2 separate regions of the Homo sapiens genome follow, and region 2 is linked to region 1. Evidence: chromatin loops called from intact Hi-C (ENCODE). Cell type or tissue: PC-9. All regions are shown on one strand. Links, peaks and the distances in the headings refer to the core of each region. The heading gives the core; the rest is flanking DNA.

Evidence for each region. Peaks named below come from ENCODE experiments on the same cell type or tissue, not always from the same donor. Only the 100,000 strongest peaks of a DNase experiment are listed, where the experiment ranks them.
Region 2: a loop joins it to region 1, with 2.0 times the contacts of the local background. A loop is called at or near these places in 3 of 110 quality-filtered maps.

What each region holds. Positions count from the first base shown.
Region 1 is chr1:99,913,290-99,917,692 of GRCh38, reverse strand. It overlaps AGL (amylo-alpha-1,6-glucosidase and 4-alpha-glucanotransferase), which reads right to left. Exons shown (of 34, transcript NM_000642.3): 30 at 3,955-4,166; 31 at 2,207-2,304; 32 at 1,196-1,283; 33 at 962-1,095. All of the region lies in intron 6 of LOC124904230 (a long non-coding RNA gene), which reads left to right. Among named protein-coding and RNA genes, the nearest start is that of SLC35A3, 55 kb to the left of the region's middle. In PC-9, for the core only: no CTCF peak of the experiment used is centred there; no DNase peak of the experiment used is centred there.
Region 2 is chr1:99,963,296-99,967,698 of GRCh38, reverse strand. All of the region lies in intron 1 of LOC124904230 (a long non-coding RNA gene), which reads left to right. Among named protein-coding and RNA genes, the nearest start is that of SLC35A3, 4.5 kb to the left of the region's middle. In PC-9, for the core only: no CTCF peak of the experiment used is centred there; DNase peaks (open chromatin) are centred at 1,508 and 1,848; H3K4me3 peaks cover 630 bases; H3K27ac peaks cover 2,359 bases.

The sequences.
Region 1 (4,403 bases), core at 263-4,262:
CTAATTAGCCAACAAAGGAGATTAAAATGAAATAATAAATATTCAATGCAAAAGAAGCACAAAAAGAGGAAAAAGCTAACAAAGAACAGACAGAATAAACAGACAACAAACATTTAAATTTCACAATTTCAGACCTTAAGTGTAAATGGTCTAAATATTCCAAAAGCAGAAACTGTTGTGCTACACGAGAGCAAGGCCCGATTACATGCTACTATGTACAAGAAAGCCACTTTAAATACAAAGACATAAATAGCTTAAAAGGATGGTAAAATCTGTACCATGGTGACAACCAAACAAAACAGACCAGGAGTGGCTCTATTAATATGAAACACGCAGAAGTCCCTTATGTGCTTGTAAGAAAGGAGATAAAATTTGTGCTGTTTATTCATTATCTGAGGAATAGAATATAGATATACTTAGGTATAATCTAAAATTTGAGGAATTAAGATACACTCTGAATTTATACTCTTATAAAGATACGTAACTCTGACACTGTCTATTTGCTAATAATTAGGACAAGGAAGTGAAAAATGTTTTTTGAACTAACAGGCAAAAGACCAGTTCTGATATTTTAACTATAATGAAAGCATTTCTGAAAACTATTTCTTGATATATCTTTAAATCAATTAACTCAAAAGGCCCAGGCTGAGTACCTTCAGTTTTTATATTTATCCTGTGCTAACCACATCCAAAAACATCAGGGAAATTTTAAAAATCAAAGACTATTCCACATGTATAAATCGCACAATATCAAGACCTCAACTTAAAATAAATAACAACCCAAAATAAGAGAAAGTGAAAATTATATAACAGAATTTGTCATGTTAAAGAATAAAGGCTTCACTTTTCATTGGGATACCTAGGGCATACAGAAATCAATTCTAAGAAACTGTAATTTACCTAATAGCTAATAAACTGACTAAACACTAGTTATGGAAATTACATGCTCCTGATGACTTACCTCTCAAGATGAACATAATGTCGGGAAAGAACATTTTTAACCAAAACTATAGTCTTTGCAGTAGTCTCCGGGCCCATCAATCTGGAAAAATATAATTTTGCACGAAGAAAATACCCAATAGGCCACAGCCACTCCTAAAAAAGATTATTTAAAAGACAAAAAAAACCATAAATACCTAAAAATTACTTGAAAAATAATTTAAACTGAAACTCAGAAGATAAATGAAATTCTTACAGGTCCTTGGTGATAATTGAAACCTTTAGCAAGATTGTAGTTGTCATTGTCTAATGCATTGTCATAAATTCCACAGTAAACCATATCACTGCAAAATGATTGAAATTTAAGTTAAATAAAAGATGATCAGATATTATGTAAAAAGCATTAGAAAAATTTCAATAACAAAGGTAAGAGAAATAATCAATTATTTTGTCTTCTACAGAATAAGCTCGGCATTAGTACATCATCCATCTAACCTTAAATTAGTACATACTGAGTTCACAGGACTTTAATCATGTGTTAAAAATGATTAACAAATACTGGTTAATATAAAAAATGTAAAATATTCTGGTATCTTGCCTTAAAGAAGTTAGCCTGGCACTAAATATGGCTTGGTTTAAAGTCAACTATTTCCTAGGCCTCTAATATATTGAAGCCTATCTAATAATTGAAATATATATAGAATAATTTGAATTAATAAAAATTAAAGACATGGTTTTATTAATTATAGATTGGAAAGGTGATTTTTAAGCTTCTCCATAAAATTATTTTAAAATTAAAATTGGCCTATTATCGGATTACAAATAGCAACTGAATATACATATTGCTTTATTGTAATACATGGAACTTATAACACAGTTATCTATACTCCATTTGTTACTTTTCTTTTTTTGGAGAGCTGGTCACAAGAGTCAGCTTTAATTGTGAGTTTTGGTGTGTGTGTGCGTGTGTGTGTGTGTGTTTTAATACAGTGTCTCATTCTGTCAAGCAGGCTGGAGTGCAGTGGTGCCATCATAGCTCACTACAGCCTTGATCTCCTGGGCTCAAGTGATACTCCTGCCTTAGCCTCCTGAGTAGCTAGGACTACAGGTGTACACAATCTCTCCCAACTAATTTTTTTTTTAACTTTTATTTTTGTAGAGATGGCATCTCCTTTTGTTGCCCTGGCAAAAAAAAAAAAATTATGGTTGATGTCAATGTATTTGGATTAAATATGATAACATTCTTAATACTTATATTCCAACTTACTCTGGATCTAAAGTTTTCATGCCAAGGGGACCAAGCAATTTTTTTTCTGCAATCTCCAAAGCTTTCCATGCTTTTTCTGTAGTAAAGAGCTCAGGGGCCTAGTGAATGCCAAAAACAAATATACAAATTTTTAAGATCACAGAAGAATTAGTTCCTACCCACAGAAACTATTCATAAGCTTGAAAAAAATTACTTAAAATACCATGAGGGTCAGAATTTGAGTGTAGATGCCTAAACAGATCTAATCCTATGAGGCTGACTTAGAAGGACTGTTTTTGGCCGTAGAAGTTAGGAAAGCCTTTAGAGGTGATTATTTCTCTGTGTCACCTCAAGAAAGTTACTCAGCTCCAAAAGGAAGTTGCCACAGCTACACTGAAGGCAGAACACACTTTTATTTTAACCCCTTTGGAGACAGGGTCTCACTCTGTCACCAGGCTGGGGTGCAGTGGCGAGATCAGAGCTCAGTGCAGCCTCAATCTCCTGGGCTCAAGCGATCATCCTGCCTTAGCCTCTTGAGCAGCTGGGACTACAGGTGTGTACCACCACAAATGGCTAATTTTTTTTTAAATTTTTGTGGAGATGAAGTCTCACTATGTTGCCCAGGCTGATCTTGAACTCCTGAGCTCAAATGATCCTCCAACCTCAGCCTCCCAAAGTGTTGGAATTACAGGTGTGAGCCACTGAACCCAGACAGCACACACTTAAATTTATGTAACTCATTCTTCAGCAGATTCATAATAGCTTTCTTTAAGTACATCTGATACCCATTGTTTGCTTCTGGGGCCATAAATAAACACAGAACTTTTACTCCAATAGCATGAGTAAATTTATCAGAGATACAGAGAAAGAAGAGAAAAGCATTGTTGACCAAGAATATGCATTAATTTTAATGGTCCACGCTGAACCAAAGCTACCTTTGTGTACTTTTACACTTTTCATTCTACTATAATTTATAGTAGTAGGTTTGGTACTCTTTTTGACAACGTGAAAACAGCTAGCCAGGCATAGAAGAACACATACCTTCTCTATTTTACTTCCTTGTAGTTTATTTTTAGACTAAAGTATAGATTTAAAACAGCAGAGAGTCTAAAATTCTTTGCCGGACAAACTGATTGCAGCAATGCAACAATGAAAACAGAATGTTAACTAAAGCTATCCACTTTAGTTCACTAGTTCAGGGCTTTCCAACTAGTGTGCTGAGGCACTGGTTATAGCACAGGTGTGTAGGATACAGAGACCCTCAGCTTTCAGGGTAGCTGGGTGGGGCCTGGGGCTAACTGAAGTAGTTGGATCTAGCACAAGCAGCCTACTCCATGTAACCTATTGTGCTATACAAATATCATTTTCTTTTCTTTTCTTTTCAAATATGGTGGTGGGGCTTCATTATGATATCCAGGCTGGTCTCAAACTCCTGGGCTGAAGTGATCCTCCTGCCTCAGTCCGCCAAGTGTGTGAGCCACTGCATCTGGCCACAAATAACATCTTCTATGTGTGCTCTGAATGTGAAAAACTCTAGGAAGCACTTCATTAGTCATCATCTATTACTTTCGGCTTTTGGATACTGAATGTTACAGGTTAAAAGTGATACGCATAATACTTGATTAATTAGGAAAGACTATTTAAAACTAGCTAGTAAGCAATATACTACTTTTTAGCAATGAAGTGAATTTGAAAACAAATGGGAATAAGGAACTAAGCAAACTCTAGCACATCATTTTTTGAAATGTTTTTACAAACGAATCACCTACCACAACCATTGCTATGGTAAAATTAGGCCTGAGCTGATAGTCACACCAAGGACTTGAAGCTCCATAACTATCTTTGTATATGCCACGTTTGTGAACCAGATTTGGATGCTTTTCATTTAAATCTGAAGGGTCTTCGGAAACATGAAATAGCTTTTCAAAGTTGTCTTGTATTTTTCTGTTCCACTCATCATATGAGACCTTTATAGCCTTTCCTGAAAAATGACATAAGACATGGTAGTTTTAATCATTCAAAACAATTCACACATCTAGTTACAGACAAATAGTAATATTTAGTTTATTTTTATCTACTACAAGGCAATAAATTATCCACTTTTGGAAAATGTGGCCAGTCTGAATTGAGATGTGTTATAAATGTAAAATATAAGCTGGATTATGAAGATGTAGCACCACCCAAAAAGAATGTAAAATAGCTCATGAATAATTTTATA
Region 2 (4,403 bases), core at 276-4,275, 50 kb before region 1:
CTGCATTAATGTAGCCAGGCTTTCTCTGAGGCCCTTCCTTGTCCAGATCTAGGAAAGATTTACTGAGATTCTGACACTTTTAAAGGTCTGAAAGAAACTTCCACCATCTATTCTCTCTGAGGGCTGCTACCCACCTTTGTTAGTCAGGCCTCTGCTTCTGTCCCTCCCGTAACTTGTTTTGCCACTATAACCTGATTTACCACCATAATCTATTTTTGGCCATGCTTGGAGCTCTCATTCTTTGTAAAGATGGTATACCCTTCTGTACTACATGGGGGATAAGAGTAATCACCCTGTGATTTCTCCTCATGTACACTAATAAATTTCTATGCCTTTTTTCTTTTCTTTCTTTTTTTTTTATTTATTTTTTTTTTAGTTAGGGTCTCTCTCTAGAAGGAGTGCAGTCGCATGATCATGGCTCACTGTAGCCTTGACCTCCAAGGTCCTCCTGCCTCAGCCTCCCACTTAAGCAACCCTCCTGCCTCAGCCTCCTGAGTAGCTGGGACTATAGGCACATGCCACCATACCTGGCTAATTTTTTTTTACTTTTAATAGAGATGGGTTCCCACTATTTTATGCAGGCTGGTCTCAAACTCCTGAGCTCCAGTGATCTTCTTGCCTCAGCCTCCCATTGTATTGGGATTACAGGCATGAACCACCGTGCCCAGCCTGCCTCTTCTCTTATTAATCTGACTTTTGTCAGTTGATTATTCAGCCAACCTTCAGAGGGCGAAGAGGAAGGTACAGAAGCTCACCAGGGCAAGAATGTCAGCTGAGCCTGAACTGCAAGTCTGGACATCCAACAATTCAAATCAGTACCCAAGGTCTGCAGCTCTTTCAAATGAGAAAAAGATAATAGTCTAAAGGCAGCCAGGGCCAAATAGGACTATGTGTCTCAGTGGTACCTAATTAGAATTGTCGGATAAAATAGAGGCCTTCGCCTGGCGCAGTGGCTCACGCCTGTAATCCCAGCACTTTGGGAGGCCGAGGCAGGCAGATCACCTGAGTTTGGGAGTTCGAGACCAGCCTAACCAACATGGAGAAACCCCGTCTCTCCTAAAAATACAAAAAATTAGCGGGGCGTGGTGGCACATGCCTGTAATCCCAGCTACTCAGGAGGCTGAGGCAGGAGAATTGCTTAAACCCGGGAGGCAGAGGTTGCGGTGAGCCAAGGATTGCACCATTGCACTCTAGCCTGGGCAACAAGAGGGTAAACTCTGTCTCAAAAAAAAAAAAAAAAAAAAAAAAAAAAACAGAAGCCTTGTTAAATTTAAATTTCAAATAAGCAACGAAGTATGGAATATTTCGGATATACTTTAAAAAATTCATTGATTATCAGAAATTCTAATTTAACTGGATGTCCTGTAATTTTATTTGCTAAATGTGGCAACCCTATTGAAGGCATGAGTGCATTATGATATTGTACAATAACTGGGATTCCCTATGATGCCCCAGAGAAATTAAGGCCAGATCAAATTATGTTTAGTGCAGTTGACGCTGCAAACATTATGCACACAAAATGACATTCTCTAGATCAATATCTTCAGACAGTGCCAAGCTGGTAGACTTTAATGGATAAAGGTCAGACGTTGTTAGAAAACCCAGGAGAAAATAATGAAAAGACAACAAACAAGAAAGAAAGAGGGCAGGGACTATGTTGATAGACATTTTTAAGGAATTTCTGCTCAAAATGGTTAAAATATTGAAAAAAATTTCAGTGCTTAGAGAATTAAGCTGCAGGTTTCCAGGTGTCACTTGACAAATATTTTGTTCCTATGCCATCATAGCTTTTAAAACTATTTAATTGAAATTTCAGCTCAGGAGCAGGAAAAACCAGTTTGTTGTTTCAAGCTGCCAAATCATAGTAATTGAATCTGGCTTTTTCTTGTTAGTTCTTCAGGGGGAAAAAGAAACCTATGTGTAAACAAAACTGGAAAGGATTGCCAAAGATTATCTACTTGTCCATCATTTACTTCTAAGAAGAGTTGAATGAGGTTACTTCCATTATAAGAGCTTAACTGTCAATATGAATATGGTCCTTTGATTCTGAGATGGATCTGTAGAGTTTAACATTCTCTAGAACATGGATCTGATAGGTTTGAAATAAAACTTACTTTTCATTTCTGAGGAAGAGTATTTCAGTGGCTTCTGGTTTTTTCCTATAGTAGACTTATTCTTCGAGTCAGGGGCCCAGGAGGAGATTTCAGGGAGATGAGGCCCTTTCCTCCCTCTGTACATTCGGAAACTGGAGAAGCTACCCTGCATGATTGCTACCCTATGGGGCTTGTTGATCAAAGCTTCAGTTATCACTTGATGCTCTAAAGTCTATTTGAGAATCAATGAATTGGTTTCATCTCAGAGTCAGGGTTAAATATAAATTAAAGCCTTGGGGATTCTCCTGTATCTAGCACAGTTACCTGATAAAATCACCACAGCTTCCTTTGTGGAAGACTAGAGAAAGGTGCACAGTATGTATAGTATGCACTTGTGCTGTTAAAGGGACCTCTTAAATCTGGGAATGGGGGCTACAACTCCAGTAAAGTTGGGCCTCATTTACCAGTCCTAGTGTACATTTGATTACGAAGTTCATATGCAATTGGATTGTGCTGTTCACCAACTATTTCCCACTCTCAACCTGCAGGGCACTTCTTAAAGTAGGTTGCACTCTCAGGCTCTCTTGTGGTTGAGTGAGACCACATGTCCAGTTCTGGCCAATTACCTCAGGGCCAGGGCACTGAATTGCCAATTTGCGACTGTTTAGACTCCTCTTTCTCTCTGCCTTTGAGTCTGGCAATGTGCAGCATTGCTTCATCATCAGACTGTATCCTAGAATTAGGAGATGTATAACCTACAGTAAACGTATAGCATGAACAAGAAATACATTTTTTATTATTTTATGTTACAAATGAGAAAAGAAAAATAGCTCAGGGCAGTCTGAGCTTTGGGAGGTATGCAGTCCCAAAGAGACAAGAGCATGGGATTTTGGTCATTCTTGCCTTCCATCCTGCAACTCCCACTCTACATCCATGCTTGGGGACAATTATTTAAAGTAATTTTCTTCCTGACTAGCTGCCTCACCCATGATCTTTGTGTTCCCAGAATTTATGATGCAAAACAACAACAACAACAACAACAACAACAACAACAACAACAACAATGTATAGCCCATCAGTAGCTTGGGTTTAAAATAACATTTTAATTTACATTAAAATATGTAAATTCTTGGTAAACAAGTCAGGAGCTGCCTCTTCTTTTCCTTTAAAAATCCACTTGTAACTGCTGCTAATCAGAGTGTATATTTAGGGCAACTTGAATCTGTACTCCTAAGTTGCAATCCTCAAGCTTGGCCCAAATTCTACTTATATTAATTTTGCCTCCACATCTTCCTTTGAGGTCACACTAAGATTTTGCCAATTTCCAAGCACTTGGAAGTTGAAAAAAAATTTTTTTGACAAAACCTAGCATATATTGATTAATACAGAAACTTATGGCCAGAGATGGGTGTATTTTAACAAAAGCATGACTTTTGTGACTTTGACTTAGGGGCCAAGTGATGGGGGCAAGCAAACTGATTTTAGCAGCTGGAAGAATGATAACCCATGGTGTACTATGGAATATTTGATAAAACTGTGACCTACAATTACTTAAAAGTTAAATAATGAACATAGTAAGTTTATAGCTCCAGTGCAAGAGACTAGAAAACAAAATGTTAATAGCATGTGTAGGTTAATGTTGGATGTATTTGAAAGACACTTCATGAAAGAGAAATAGCCAAAAAATAATTTACTAATTTGTAAGCAGGAATGGAAAGGAATAAAGACAACATAGAAATTCAGGAACTGGCACAGTTGACAATGGCAAATACTTTTCTAATGGAAGCCTTTAATAATAATTTTAAAAAATCAAACCAAGCCTATCCCTGTCATACCTATCTTTAAAATCTCTAAATGGATTGAGATATCACCTAGTAAGTCCTTTCAATTGGATGAAATGGCTAAATGAACAGGGAATAAAGGTGTTGGTCTCCCACCAAGCTTGATAGGCTCAAGGTACCTAGAATTAAGTAGACAGATAAATGGAGATATGTCAAGGAAAGAACTGTGTTATGGCCATTGGCAAATGAAGCTGATTGGAATCTAAGAGATAAGAAACCAGTAATGTTTATAAGATAATTGTATTGCCAAAGGAGCCAAGAGCCTAGACAAAACTTAACATGTCTCTTTGGCCTACAGCCCTCTATACACAGGAAATGAGCTCAGGATACTGGTTAGCCTCCAAAGAGTGCATATTCTCCAATACCCTCTTCACATATAACTAAAAAATATAATAAAGGAAGAACTGTCTCCCAGAAGGTCAAATCAAGGAACATAAAGAACAATGAATTGGGAACCCCCTTCTAGAGG